Regions from separate parts of the Homo sapiens genome. Here all the other regions are linked to region 1. A link is a contact called in ENCODE Hi-C or POLR2A ChIA-PET data. All regions are on one chromosome and are shown on one strand. Each heading gives the region's core, a stretch centred on a gene start or an enhancer-like site at or near the end of the contact. The rest is flanking DNA. Distances are from core to core; before and after follow the strand shown.

Region 1 (4,795 bases), core at 1,100-3,599:
CTATCAAATTATTTTCATTTACCTTGATTGTTGTGGGTAGGAAAAAGAGAAATGGAAAGTCAAGAAAAGATACTTCCTAGAGTTGTTCAGCCTCAGGGTAAACAGAACCCTCACTACAGATATGGAATGTAATACAAGGAGAAATTATAAAAATCTTAGTGCTAAATCCAGGGTGACAACCCACAATCCCTGACTCTCAGTAGTCATCACACAACTGTATAATATCAGTGGTGGGGGAGTGGATACCATAGTCAAAGGGAACAAGAAAATTAATCTCAATTATACCATTATACAAATATTATCTCATTTGATCTCTAAACTATGAACTCCATATATATTATCTTATATGAGCATAACTATATAAGGCTAAATGATTAACTCTGTGGGGGAAGAAGAGTAATTATTTTGTTCAATACTACATCCCTTCAGTATAACACAGTGCCTAACACATAGTAGATAGTCAAAAATACTTATTAAGTGAATGGGTGAATTAATTAAACTTGATAGTCATGCTCCTGCGTAGCTATTAGGCGGCTATCAAGCTTAACTAATCCAACCACAAAATAATATGTATTACCTATTTAGTAGGTAATATTATTCCTACTTTACAGTTAATGAAACCGAAGCTGCAAGTATTAAGTAACTTGTCCAGGCTCACACAATTCAGTAGCAAAACCATGTAACATAATCTGATATTACTTTGCATTATATATTTACATGTAAGATTTCCACAGTGGGGGAAAACAAGCCCTCGGGACATGTCTTTCCTGTTCCTCATTATATATCTAGCTCCTGGCATAGAGCCTGGCACACAGTTGGAGTACAATAAGTATTTATCTGGTTGACTTCATAGCAACCTAGGTCTTAGCATCCAGAACTTGTTCATTTGAAGAACTCCGCCCTCGGTCTACTTAGGGGTTTATTCCTTTCACTTCATTCCAATGCCACTGCTAAATCCAGGCCTTGTTTCTGGATTTCTACTGGGTTTCTGACCTCTCCTCTAAGGCTTGTTAACAAGAAGGCATTTCCCACTTTGCTTGCACTCTATGATTTCTCTTAGTTCCACAGCTGAGCAGTCCACCCTCACTGCCCTCCAACCCCAGGGTTGCTTGTAGAAGTTGAGTAAATCAACAGATGGAGTTAGTTCTGGGTTTTTTGTTGTTGTTGTTGTTGTTTGAGGTGGAGTCTCGCTCTATCCCCCAGGCTGGAGTGCAGTGGTGCAAACTCTGCTCACTGCAAGCTGTGCCTCCTGGGTTCACACCATTCTCCTGCCTCAGCCTCCTGAGTAGCTGGGACTACAGGTGCCCGCCACCACGCCAAACTAATTTTTTTGTATTTTTTTGGTAGAGACGGGGTTTCACCGTGTTAGCCAGGATGGTCTCGATCTCCTGACCTCGTGATCCGCCCGCCTCGGCCTCCCAAAGTGCTGGGATCACAGACGTGAGCCACTGCGCCTGGCCAAGTTAGTTCTGGTTTTAGTCGTACTTTTTATCTCTATTACTTTGGCTATGCTATAGGCCTCAGTTTCCTCATCTCTAACAAATGACGCTGAAATTGAATGATCTCAAAGCTTCCTTCCAACTCTAATGCTATATAGTTTGAACTCTGTCCTATATTGATCATCTATTGAGCTTATGACCAAGATGGTGACAACTCTCCACTTTGACCAAAACTTAGTTAGGCTCCTTTGAGTCCTCTGCTTGACTAGGCTTGATCTTGGGCTTTCTGTCCTTGTAGAATCCAATTTGAGCAAGAATCCTGCTGAATCAGTGTAGTGAAAATCCTCATTCTTGGTGTCTGACTACCATGGATATCAATCACCCTGGCCTGCCTTCAGCAACTATCCTGTCAAGTTGGTTTAGCCAGAATCCTCCTTAACACTGATGTTCCCTCTTTGTAATTTTCCATCCACTGACCTCCCACCAAGCTTCTTGGTTAGAAATTTGTCCTTATTAGAGTCAAAATTCAGTCCAATCTCTCTCTCCCACTGCAAGACCCCATTGCAGCTGTCCCTGGACCTATCTCCATGGCTCCCTTTGTCAAAGTCGGCCTTCCTGTACCATCTCTAACGAGTGTCATGAATAATTTTTTCTTTAACACTGGAAAGAATCCTTGGCCTTAGGGGTGGGGTAAAGCCAGCGTTGGGAAAGCCTGTGCATTAGGCAGCGCTGTTCTGCCTGCAGGGAACGATTGCACAACTGATAACTTGGGCCTAGGCTCAGCTGGATTTGAGGATTTGAGACTTAGACTGGGTCAGGGTCCCCCGCGTCGCCAGGGGGCGCTGCAGGCCGCTCCCCGGAAGGCCTCATCCTGCGCGGCTGGACAGCGCCTGGCGCCGGACTCCTCTTTCTCCCGGAAGCGGAGCACCGAGCCGGCAAAGGCTTGGGTGTGAGACAGCAGCGGTGGCAGACACCGCAGAAGCAAAGAGCAGTGAGGCTCCTGCATTCGGGTGGAGCACCATGGACGAAGCTGGCAGCTCTGCGAGCGGCGGGGGCTTCCGCCCGGGCGTGGACAGCCTGGACGAACCGCCCAACAGCCGCATCTTCCTTGTGATCAGCAAGTACACACCTGAGTCGGTGCTGAGGGAGCGCTTCTCGCCTTTTGGCGACATCCAGGACATCTGGGTGGTGCGGGACAAGCACACCAAGGAGTCCAAGGGCATTGCTTTCGTCAAGTTCGCCCGCAGCTCACAGGCCTGCAGGGCCATGGAGGAGATGCATGGCCAGTGCCTCGGCCCCAACGACACCAAGCCCATCAAGGTGCGGGTGCCCGGGTCGGGGTGCCCTCGGGGGAAGGAGTGGGCCTCTTGGACCTCCCTTCACCTGCTGCTCTGCCGGGGTGAGGGAGGAGTGGAACATCCGTTCCCGGCAGCTGACCAGACAGCACCTGGCTTGGGGACAGGGGCTGCTTTGAGGAGAGGCTCCCCTCCCACGAAGCTGCGCCGGGTTGCAGGGAAGGGGACGGGATGCGGAGTGTTTGCCCCACGAGAGCGGACCCGGCAGCCGCGGCCACCGGGTGACAGAACAGCAGTGGCTGGGCTTCCCCTCTCCCTCGCCCTCACTAATCCACCAGCTCTTGAGTTCACTGCCAAACTCGTCCTAGCCTACTTTGAGTACTTTTCTGACCTTCCTCTCTCAGATGCCCAGATTTCCATATATAAAAAACGGAAAAACTCTACTTTTCCTCAGGTACAGATGAGGCGTTAACAACTTGACAGAAGTACTTTAAACTGGGGAGGGACCTCTGGTGTTGGACGTTTTCCTAGTACCAGGCGAAAGAATACATGTACAGAAAGAATAAGTGCAGGTGTTTAAAACGGTCACTGTTACATATTCTTCACATTTTGTTATTTTGGAAAATTGTTTTGAATGAGCTCTGTTTCTGAAAGTGTTAATAGCATACATTTGGTTCTTGACCCTTTCTGTTACTGCAACTTTTCTTTGAAAGCAGACCAAAGTAAACTGCCTTAAGAAGAGCCAAATCATTGTGATAATGACACATGGCAGGAAGGATCATTTTGAGGGTTATTTGACATAATATGTGCTGTCAGCACAGTGCCTCACACAGGGTAAGCCCTCAATAATGTCCTTGTTATTGATCAGTAGTAGCCAAGATGTCACAGCTTACTCCCTGTGATCTCAAATCAGGACTCAATCCTGAGAATCTGGCAATTGCTTAAATTGTAGCCTTCGTCTGCCCCATGTAAATAGTTGCTGTGTATGTTATTCTGTTGGTACTTTGCACAAAAATATTTTCTCAATTTTTTAAAAAATTGTTTTCCAAACTGAGAATGGTATTAATATGGATTTATGTAAATAAAGGGCTCAGAGATATTTCAGTCTCTGGAGGTCTTGCTCCATCCACCAAAGAGAAGGAGCCTGGGACTCTACCAACAACACAGTAAACAGTCCCTTCCTCCCACTTCTCCAACCCTCTGAAGTGTGTCAGAGTGACAGCAACAAAATTAATTGTAGGGCCACAGCATACAGGATCAGGAATTGGCAAACTTTTTCTGTAAAGGGCTGACTAGTAAATATTTTAGGCTTTGCAGGCCACATACAGTCTCTGTCACATAACCTTGTCTGTTTTTACAGTCCTTAAAAACTGTAAAAACAATTATTACATCATGGGCTATACCAAAAATGGAGCTGTGGTTTGCTGACCCCTGTACTAGACTAATGAATTTTATCGCTGTCCAATTATGACCTTAGTGGAGAGGATTTTTATATTTTGAGTGTAACATGGCCACAGAGCCCTTGTGGGCAGCCCAAAAAACTGTCCCATATTTGAAATTGATGGACCACCTTCCCCTGATAAATTTCTATAAGAGAAATTAAAGGCCCAACACCGAAATGTACCCTCTCTTTTAGCCTCAGAGAAATTAAAGATCTTGTTCCCAAAAAGAAATAAACTTTACTATTTTCTTTGTCACATTTTTGACTATTCAGTTTTAGCCAGAAGGTTGTTTCACTGTAGTACCTAGCTAGACAGTCTAGTTTCTGTTTCTTTTTCTTTTTTTGAGACAGAATCTCACTCTGTCACCCAGGCTAGAGTGCAGTGGCTTCTTGATCACAGCTCACTGTAGCCTCCACCTCCCAGACTCAAGCAATCCTCTTGCCTCATCCTCCCTCTCGAGTAGCTGGGACTACAGATGTGCACCACCATGCCCAGCTTATTTTTTTTATTTTTCTTAGAGACAGGGTCTCACTATGTTGCCTAAGCAGGTCTCAAGCTCCTGGACTCAAGTGAGCCTCCCGTTTCATCCTCCCATTACAGTTGTGAGCCACCACACCCT
Region 2 (4,795 bases), core at 603-3,102, 490 kb before region 1:
AATGACTATCATGTGTTTTGACATGTTTTCTAACAAGGACAGGAAGCATCTTTTGGCATAATACCAGGTATCTGTTCCCAGCTTTTTATTATAAGGCTCCAAGCTTTTGATAACTCGAGAAATACCAAACTCATAGTTTCCTTTGGCACAATAAAGAGTTCCTATCACCAAATTCACAATGCAGAGATGGTACATTTTCCGATTTGGGTCATCATAAGAGAGCTGCTCTTCCTCCTTTTCAATCTTCCTCATCAACTCCTCTGCTTCTTCATTTTGACTTGTCATAATATAGGAAACACAGAGATTAGCCAGTACAATAGCACTGACATTCAGGATGTTATCATAATGCTTCTTGACTATGGGTTCATAGAAACCAATGGCTTCTTTGTATTTGTTTTCCTGCATGAACAGAACATGAGCCACATTCAACTTCCACACATCATGGTCGTTACAGAATTCCACAGATTTGCGGAAGACCTTTTCCACCATTGGATAATTTTCAAGATTCCAGTAGATTTTTGCCTGAGCCATCAACACAGGAATGTATTTCTCCATGGTTTCATCATATTCATTCACTGCCTTTTTGATAGCTTCATCATCTCTGTTGTGTCTTGCTTCCTGTACTTGCTTGGTGAGTCTCCGAAGCTGCTCAGTCAGCATCCCTGCTAGCCCATCAAGCTTAATGAAAGCCTCTTCAGGAGCTGTCTGGCAAGTGATCAGGGCATCTAAGAAGTCATAGAGATAGGGTGTGAGGAACTTATACGTCAAATGGGCATTTTCTGCCAGGACATCTGCTGCCAGGTCAAAATACTCATATTTACAGTAGAGCAGCAACAGGTTGCCAAAAGTCTCTGGAGGAAAGGGATTCTGTTGGAGCAAAAACTGTAGCTTTTCAAACCCTTCTGTAGGCCTGGCATCCATGTTCATTAGTGCCTGGTTGTGCAGGGTCACAGGGTCCAACTCTTCCTCTGCCCTGGGTGGCATGTCGGTGAGGGTTTCTTGAGCTACCTCATAGTTTCTCAGTTGGTATTCTATGGCTGCCTTAAGGTTGAAGGCTTCCACCAGAGCAGTCTGATGGAGAACTAAGGTGTTGCCAACACTGCGAACATCAAAGCCCTCGGTGGTCATGCCCACACCTAGCTCAGGATGCTGGCGGATGCCACGCTCAATAATCTCAGCGATATGCTTCAGTGCTGAGGCATACTGTCGGCTGCTGTAATAGGCCAAAGCCAGGTTGTAGGAAAGGTCAGGCTGGTAGCCCGAGGCCTGCAGTGTGGCAGAAAACTTGGAGCATGCAGCTTCATACTGTCCCTCCTTGTAGAGCAAACAACCCAGGTTGACCTGGCCATCGGTCTCATTGTCGCCTCCACTTTCTTCTCCCCCTTCCCCACTCAGCAGCTGCTCCACCAGGCTCCTGGACCCTGGCAGATCGCCCTCGCTATACTTGATGGCAGCTTGCAGGCGGAGGACCCGGCTGTGGTAGGCGGGGTTATCCAGGAGAAGGAAGGCGACCCGAGTGGCCTCCGGATAAAGGCAGGCCTTGTACAGGGCCTGGGCCTGGTACAGGCGGTACTGCTCCAGTTCCGGGTGCAGCTGGCCCAGCTGCTCATAGCACTCGGCCGCCAGCGCGAACTCCTGCAGGCGGTAGTAGCAGTAGCCTAGCAGCGACAGGCCGGCACGGCTCCTGGGGCTCCGCTGCAGTTCTCGGCCCAGCAGCTGCACCGCCTCGGCGTAGCGGGCATCGCGGATGAGCCGGTACACTAGCGCGGTAAACTCCCCGTCGGGGATCTGCGCGCCGCTCAGACCAGCCATAACCACCACGGCTGTTATGCGTGCGGTTACCACGGCAACAGGGCAACCGGGCAACCGGAAACGGAAGACGACGGGTTACTTTGCCACGGAAGGAATCTGTTAGGAATAAAAAGGGACCGTTCTCGTTAGTCTCTCAAGTTCGGTTTGATCTTCAAATATTCTGGACTGCAGCGTGGCGGCAGTCAGAAGGGGAAAGACGACTACTCCGGGCCGTTCAGAGACTGAATCTTCCCGGTCCCGGCATGCATCGTTCCTGTGGCGCCGCTGCGCAGGCGTGGCCGCACTGCATGCTGGGAGGCGTAGTCCCTGTTGCACCGACCCGACTCGCGGCCCGTGTGGACGCACGGTCACTCGCCTTCCCTGCCCCCTAAAGATGAGGGGCACTCTCTGTGTCTGTTGTGCCACCTCGGTCTCTAGCGAATCGGAGGAAGATTTCCGGCACCATGTTCTGGCGATTTTGAGCCTTGTGCATTGGTGTGGTCTATACTAATGCTGGCGTTTGGCTTACTTTTAATAAAGTAGAGATCGTCAGTACAATAAAAGGACCTTTTAATAAAAGGAGCGGGATGGCAAAAGGGAGTTAACTCCTTGAATTCCCTTGGAATTAGAGCAGGTTCTTATGCTACCCCGAGGGCACAGTTTGTAAGAACAGAATACAGCAGCAAACAGAAATCCTTCTTATTTTGGTGGTTTCCAGAGGTTAATAAGGAAAAAGTGCTGTGAATCTTAATTGGTACTGGGAGAGGATCTGTTTTTGATCGCAGTATCTCTCCTTTTCCATGACAAAAAAAAAATTACTGAGTATATGTTGGCGTTTACACTTGGTTGTATCCATTGCTGTGGTCCTCCAACTGTCTCTGCCAATAAGAAATCAGTATCTTTTGTCATCTCCCATGATATCCATTGGTCTCTCTAGCACCTAATATAAACCTAATCCAAGTAAAAGTGTGTTGTTTGCTACATAATTACTGCAAATCCTTTGTATGCATCCATAATAGTGTTACTGCCCATAAATCTTTTCTGTATATAAACTTCACAGCTATCATACGGTTGATAACGATGTCAACCATATCATATAGCACCTCTATTAGAGACTGTTTACATATAGTATTTCTAATTTGAATAAGCAGCCTGCATTCTGCATATTGTAGTTTAAGAAGTCTGTGGGCTAGAAAGGTTTAAAGATTTAAGTATTACATTAATTAAATCAAACTATTAAATTAATAGTTTGTTTAAAGCCACATCTAGGTAGGTAGGGGCTGAACCATGATATCCAATAACCAATTTCAATAGGAAATAGTGACTGATGAATAACCCAATCCATGTATCTCATGTACGTGAGTTTGTAAGGGCCCATTGTTTGGTGCTAAGTGTGTATAAGGAATATTATTGTCTTTGTTTCTCCATTAAAACAATGAACTAACTTTGTGTAGTTAGTAAACTTTGAACTTCTAGGCCTTGATTCCAGCTGTGAGCAGATGTGACTACTGGAGTTGTGTAGTTCGTATTTACCCAGTATCACTGGAAGGAGATTTTTAGTAGGTGTGTGATTGCTCATATCATCATATGACTGACTTTATGTACTTACTCAGTCTTCTCCCTTGCCAGGAATTGGCAGAGTTGGGTCTTTTTGGCTGGAACTAGACAAGGAGCTTCCCAGTGCATCAATTCCAAGAAAGGGAAACTGCACCCATTTCAGGATTGAATGGGACTTTGGCTCACCTAAGACCCCACAGAAAGCAACTGTGGAATATTACTATAACTCTATTCTGAGGCTTCTTTCAATCTGATCTCTTGGTGCACCCTTTTAGAGTCTTAAGCCCAAGGAGGTACATGGGTAGAGGATACTGCTCAGTAATAAATTGGGGGAAGGGGTGCATCGACTTCTTTACAGCAGGCTGCCTGATGGTTCTCCCTTGGGAATTTAGGCTCAGTATTTTATTTATTTATTTTTTAGAGACAGGGCTTTGTTCTGTTGCTCAGGCTGACATGCAGTGGCATGATCATAGTTCACTGCAGCCTTGAACTCCTGGGCTTAAGTGATCCTCATGCTTCAGCCTCCTGAGTAGCTGGGACTACAGGTGCACAACCATGCCTGGCTAATCTTTTTTAAAAAATGTTTTAATGGAGATAGGGTCTCACCATGTTGCCCAGGCTCATCTCGAACTCCTGGCCTCAAGCAACCCTCCCACTTTGGCCTTCCAAAGTGCTGGGATTACAGGTGTGAGCCACTGTGCCTCGCAAGGCTCAGTATTTTAAAATTCTTATATATGTACTGTTACCTTAGGTAATTTGCTATTAAATTAAGGTGAGATGACAACATGGGAATGGGAAATTGCCCTTCATTAGTCTTTCTCTCTGTTTTGCAGAGTTGTATTTACATCATCTTCAAATGGCTTCTTGAAAATGTATGAAAATAAAAGGACTATATTCTCCTCCAAATTTCTGGGATCCCTACCAGGATTCAGTTGGGGTTCTCCTCTTTGTGTGGGTACCTGTGAGCATGGTGGCTGAAGTGGGCAGGAGGGAGGCCGTTCTGTGTCTCTTCCTCCTTATTTCATGTGATGCTGCTCCAGAGGCCTGGCTTGAAAAGAGCAGGACATTCTGCTTAGACAGATGGAGGGCAGGGTCATTTTCAAAATGAAATGAGTGCACAAATCACACTGTGAAATTGGCATGACCATCACTGCTGCTGTGATAGACTGACTTTTATCTGGTCTCTGATAGGCAGTTGGGGAATAGATTAGTTTTGTTGGGCGTGGTGGTGAGAGAAGGCTGTTTAATGATAGAAATTATGGAAAGAATGAAATAGGGTGGAATATTATAAAGTGTCATAAAGCATCATTTTGTTTGCAATAGGATCTTGAAAACCTGGAGGATATATCAAAAAGTAAGTGTATCATACCATTTCAATTAATAGGAAAGCATTTGGTGGTTGCAATAAAGTGATTTGGTGACTTGTAGAAAGGAATTGTAGTTTGAT
Region 3 (4,795 bases), core at 987-3,486, 330 kb before region 1:
ACCCAGATTAAAATGTTAATTTTAGTAACCACACTTTAAATCTCAATCTAATTTTTAAATGCAAGCCATTAAGATGCATTCATAAGGCTAAATACTATTCATTAGCTAGTACATAATGACAACACTGACATTCATTTGGCAGTTTCCCAAACTATCTTTCCCTCTAAATATTGGTACCTGTGCCCTTGCCAGAGGATAACATATCTTGTATTATATAAATCTTGAAATTTAACAGGTACTTTGCAACTACATCCAAATTATTATCTGGTGAATTAAGATGACCACACATTCTTTGACACTATTTCTATGAGAGGTGGGGTCTATGTCCCTTCCCTTTGACTCTATGTGGGGTTTGTGTTTAAACCATTAAGTTGCCAAAAAGTGGTTAAAAAGCAATAAATAAACAAAACATTATCAACATTCAACTGGGACTTGCCACCCTATGCCATCCAAAGATTTCTGTAATCAGGTGTCAACTGAAGCTTCCTTGTCTTTCAAAATCTAGGTAAGATCAACGTGAACCCCTAAACTCATGAAATACTATGGAAATTCAAAGCCTTTTTCAAAATGTCTACATATTCTTGGCAGGTTTATATTCTCATCTTGGCCTTTGAGTTCTTATGTATTCTTGTGCTGTATCTGTTATATAATCATCACACTAAATGTGAAATTCAGCTCCCTCCTCAATTTCCACACCAAAAAAATCCACTCACATCAAGAATTCATAAATTTAGTATAATGTGAAGAAGGTTCTTTCTTTTTTGCTTCCTTCCTTCCCTCTTCCCTTCTTCCCTACTTCCTTCCTTTCTCTTTCTCCCTCCTTTTTCTTCTCTTTCTCTCCCTTTCTTTTCTTTCTTTCCTTCCTCCATCCTTCCCTTCCTTCTTTCTCTATCTCTCCCCTCTCCACTTGCTTTCTGAAAAGACAAATTATGAAGTTGCATCAAAACAAACAAACAAACAAACAAACAAACAAGCACCCTCTCATGAAGTATCAGCTCCACCATTCTCAAAATAGATTTTGCCCCTGCCACCAATGGGGCATTTCACTGACCATTAATCTCGTACAGTCTCAGCCTTTACTCATATTTCTGGCTTCTCTCCAATGTAACTTTCTCTTTTTCTCTTTTCCCCCTCCCTATATTCAAATGTATAATAACACAATTCTCTTCATTTCTCATACAGAATCATTTCCCACATCCTCTGATTACTAGAGGCAGTCAATATTCATTCCCTCATAATCTGTACAATATCAAGAGGGCTTGTCAAGGATTTTCCCATACAACTCCTTCCTTAGTCTTAGTGAGGAATGCTGGGGCCTATGGTTAGATAACATTTCATTCACCTTGTTATACTTCAGAAGTTCTCATATGTGTCTTAAGTTATTTATTAGCTCAGTGGTTAGATTCTAGTCTTGTCCATGTTTTTGAGGTGGTTTTTTTCCCCCTGGAATTTGGACTGATTTCTAAATTCTTTCTGAGCAACAAGTACCCAAACTAACATTTTCATATTTGTCTTCCATTTTTTCTATTAAGCTCATTAAAATTACTACTACCTTTTTTCCTGAGGCCCTGCAAGCTAAAGCTTATTCCTTGCAATATAGGCAAGAAAAATGAGTCAGATTGCCACTGCATTACTCTTCTGTAACTAAAGATGCTTTAAGTCTAACATCTGGATAGATTTTGCCCAAAATTAACCTTTGTTTTTATTCTGTTTCCACAAAAACGCCTCTTATTGAAAATCTGTTTGGCTTTGTATTTCAGACAAAAGGGTACTGGTTTTCCAGCCTATTCACTTAGATTTCAAATGGCATTGATCTCTTCCTATAAGCATTGTTAAACTGGGGTTAAGCATTTTATTAATTATCACTAGGTGCTATTTCATTTAAAAAATTATTTGTTATATTCAACAGGTATTCAGATGGGTAAAGTTTATATCTTCCAGGCTACCAAAGTTCCAGACAAACATGATAATTGACTCAAGGGTTCCAGCCTGTGCCACTGCAGGAAGGACTGAGTCCCTATAAATCATTAGATAAGGTAGTGAGAGATTTCTATGCCTCCAGATCAGATAGAGATGACAGCTCCTGTTCAGGATGAAGCAGTTACAGAAGATGAAACCTCTGTCCCTCTACAACCTTTTAGGATTAAGGAAGAGTGCACAGTCTCTGAGGAGAGATGAAAAAGGAATTCAGCAGGACTTGTTTCACAAGATACAGACCACAAAGACTGCTGATAAAACAGGATGTGGTAAAGAAGTCTGCCAAAACCTGCCAAAACCAAGATGGCTATGAAAACAACCTCTGGTCATTCTCAGTGCTCATTATACACTAATTATAATATATTAGCATACCAATGGAAACTCCACCAACATCATAACAGTTTACAATTACAATTACAGTTACAAATGCCGTGGCATTGTCCTGAAACTACCCTATATGATCTAAACGGGAGAGGATCCCTCAATTCTGGGAACTCTCAGCTGCTTTCCCAGAAAACTCATGAATAATCTACTCCTTGTTTAGCACATAATCAAAAAATAACCATAAGTATAGTCAGTCAAGCAGCCCATGCTGCTATCTGCCTATGGGGTAGCCACCCTTTTATTCCTTTAGTTAATAAAGTTGCTTTCACTTTACTCTGTCACTTTACTGCTGGCTTTCACTTTACTCTATCACTTTATACTTTATTGCTGGCTCTTGAATTCTTTCCTGCACAAGCCAAGAACCCATGTGACCTCCCAAGCTGAGTTCCAATTTTGAGGTTTGCCCTGTGACATCTTTGGCTTATGAAAGCAATCTGATTAAGATCCAGCTTAAAATTATAATCATGTAAGTCAACTCTACTACATAGTTTTGAGCACAGAAATCAGAATTCATGCTATGAATTGCCCTAGGCTTGTAGTCTGAACTTGTTCTCTCCCTATTTGCAGGGGTCAGTGGTAGGATTTAATCTGTTTATACGGATTAACTGCTGTATAGATTACCTACAGCAATTCTTAAGACAGGCTGTTTCCTTTCATTTAGTAAAACTTTGTTTTCTTAATTTGTCAATGCTTAGTGTGCCAACAATGGGGGGCCAGTATAGTTTGGTCTTTGAGCATAGGGGCTTTGTGTCAGACTGCTGAGCTCACAATCCTGGCTCACTAGACCTGTAACCTTGGCCTAATTATATAACCTATGTCTCAGTTTCCTCATCAGTAAAAGGTGAGAAATATATGCACTTTTCAATCATATTTCACTGGCCAGAGCAAGTTACAGCACTCCACCTGATTTCAAGGAAGTGAGGCAGTGTAATATGATCATGGGCCCAGATAGGAGAGAACCAGAAAAAAAACTGATGATGAGCACTGATGGTAACCACAATGGTTTGGGCAATCAAATAGCAAGTTATGTTAGAATAGCGTTTAAAGACAATTCTGGGAGGGCAGCCAAGATGGCCGAATAGGAACAGCTCCAGTCTACAGCTCCCAGCATGAGCGACGCAGAAGACGGGTGATTTCTGCATTTCCATCTGAGGTACCGGGTTCATCTCACTAGGGAGTGCCAGACAGTGGGTGCAGGACAGTAGGTGCAGTGCACCATGCATGAGCCGAAGTAGGGCGAGGCATTGCCTCACTCGGGAAGCACAAGGGGTCAGGGAGTTCCCTTTCCTAGTCAAAGAAAGGGGTGACAGACGGCACCTGGAAAATCGGGTCACTCCCACCCTAATACTGCGCTTTTCCGACGGGCTTAAAAAACGGCGCACCAGGAGATTATATCCCACACATGGCTCGGAGGGTCCTATGCCCATGGAGTCTCGCTGATTGCTAGCACAGCAGTCTGAGATCAAACTGCAAGGCGGCAGCGAGGCTGGGGGAGGGGCGCCCACCATTGCCCAGACTTGCTTAGGTAAACAAAGCAGCCAGAAAGCTTGAACTGGGTGGAGCCCACCACAGCTCAAGGAGGCCTGCCTGCCTCTGTAGGCTCCACTTCTGGGGGCAGGGCACAGACAAACAAAAAGATAGCAGTAACCTCTGCAGACTTAAATGTCCCTGTCTGACAGCTTTGAAGAGAGCAGTGGTTCTCCCAGCACGCAGCTGGAGATCTGAGAACGGGCAGACTGCCTCGTCAAGTGGGTCCCTGACCCCTGACCCCTGAGCAGCCTAACTGGGAGGCATCCCCCAGTAGGGGCAGACTGACACCTCACACGGCCGGGTACTCCTCTGAGACAAAACTTCCAGAGGAATGATCAGACAGCAGCATTCGCGGTTCATGAAAATCCGCTGTTCTGCAGCCACCACTGCTGATACCAGGCAAACAGGGTCTGGAGTGGACCTCTAGCAAACTCCAACAGACCTGCAGCTGAGGGTCCTGTCTGTTAGAAGGAAAACTAACAAACAGAAAGGACATCCACACCAAAAACCCATCTGTACATCACCATCATCAAAGACCAAAAGTAGATAAAACCACAAAGATGGGGAAAAAACAGAGCAGAAAAACTGGAAACTCTAAAAAGCAGAGCGCCTCTCCTCCTCCAAAGGAACGCAGTTCCTCACCAGCAACGGAACAAAGCTGGACGGAGAATGACTTTGACGAGTTGAGAGAAGAAGGCTTCAGACGATCAAATTACTCTGAGCTACAGGAGGAAATTCAAACCAAAGGCAAAGAAGTTAAAAACTTTGAAAAAAATTTAGACTAATGTATAACTAGAATAACCAATACAGAGAAGTGCTTAAAGGAGCTGATGGAGCTGAAAGCCAAAGCTCAAGAACTACGTGAAGAATGCAGAAGCCTCAGGAGCCGATGCGATCAACTGGA

What was found. Hi-C counts contacts between places; a loop is a spot of excess contacts on that map. ChIA-PET counts read pairs that join two places held with the same protein, here RNA polymerase II (POLR2A). Pooled maps may share reads with other maps.
Region 2: a loop to region 1 is called in a map of CD8-positive, alpha-beta T cell, with 13 times the contacts of the local background. The contact joins the promoter of IFT70A here to the promoter of RBM45 in region 1. A Hi-C loop is called at or near these places in 3 of 168 maps with a recorded cell type or tissue (CD4-positive, alpha-beta T cell and CD8-positive, alpha-beta T cell), 1 of 37 single-sample maps with no recorded cell type and 8 of 50 pooled maps. POLR2A ChIA-PET finds 5 or more read pairs at or near these places in 1 of 52 experiments (T-cell).
Region 3: a pooled map shows a loop between it and region 1 (2.4-fold over the local background). The contact joins the enhancer-like site here to the promoter of RBM45 in region 1. A Hi-C loop is called at or near these places in 4 of 168 maps with a recorded cell type or tissue (MCF 10A, heart left ventricle, naive thymus-derived CD4-positive, alpha-beta T cell and 1 more) and 16 of 50 pooled maps.

The regions. Positions count from the first base shown.
Region 1 is chr2:178,110,088-178,114,882 of GRCh38, forward strand. It overlaps RBM45 (RNA binding motif protein 45), which reads left to right and starts at 2,350. Exons shown (of 10, transcript NM_152945.4): 1 at 2,350-2,759. The coding sequence starts at 2,460. RefSeq lists an enhancer at 2,386-2,555.
Region 2 is chr2:177,616,890-177,621,684 of GRCh38, forward strand. It overlaps IFT70A (intraflagellar transport 70A), which reads right to left and starts at 1,853. Exons shown (of 1, transcript NM_152275.4): 1 at 1-1,853. The coding sequence starts at 1,812. It overlaps IFT70A-AS1 (IFT70A antisense RNA 1), which reads left to right. Exons shown (of 3, transcript NR_198966.1): 2 at 412-631; 3 at 1,399-2,349. RefSeq lists an enhancer at 1,926-2,155.
Region 3 is chr2:177,781,980-177,786,774 of GRCh38, forward strand. The region is part of intron 9 of PDE11A (phosphodiesterase 11A); the gene reads right to left. Among named protein-coding and RNA genes, the nearest start is that of PDE11A-AS1, 110 kb to the left of the region's middle. RefSeq lists an enhancer at 2,160-2,209. Within about 2 kb of position 2,237, at least 4 of the 41 ENCODE cell types and tissues checked have a DNase peak (open chromatin) inside an H3K27ac peak, as active enhancers do.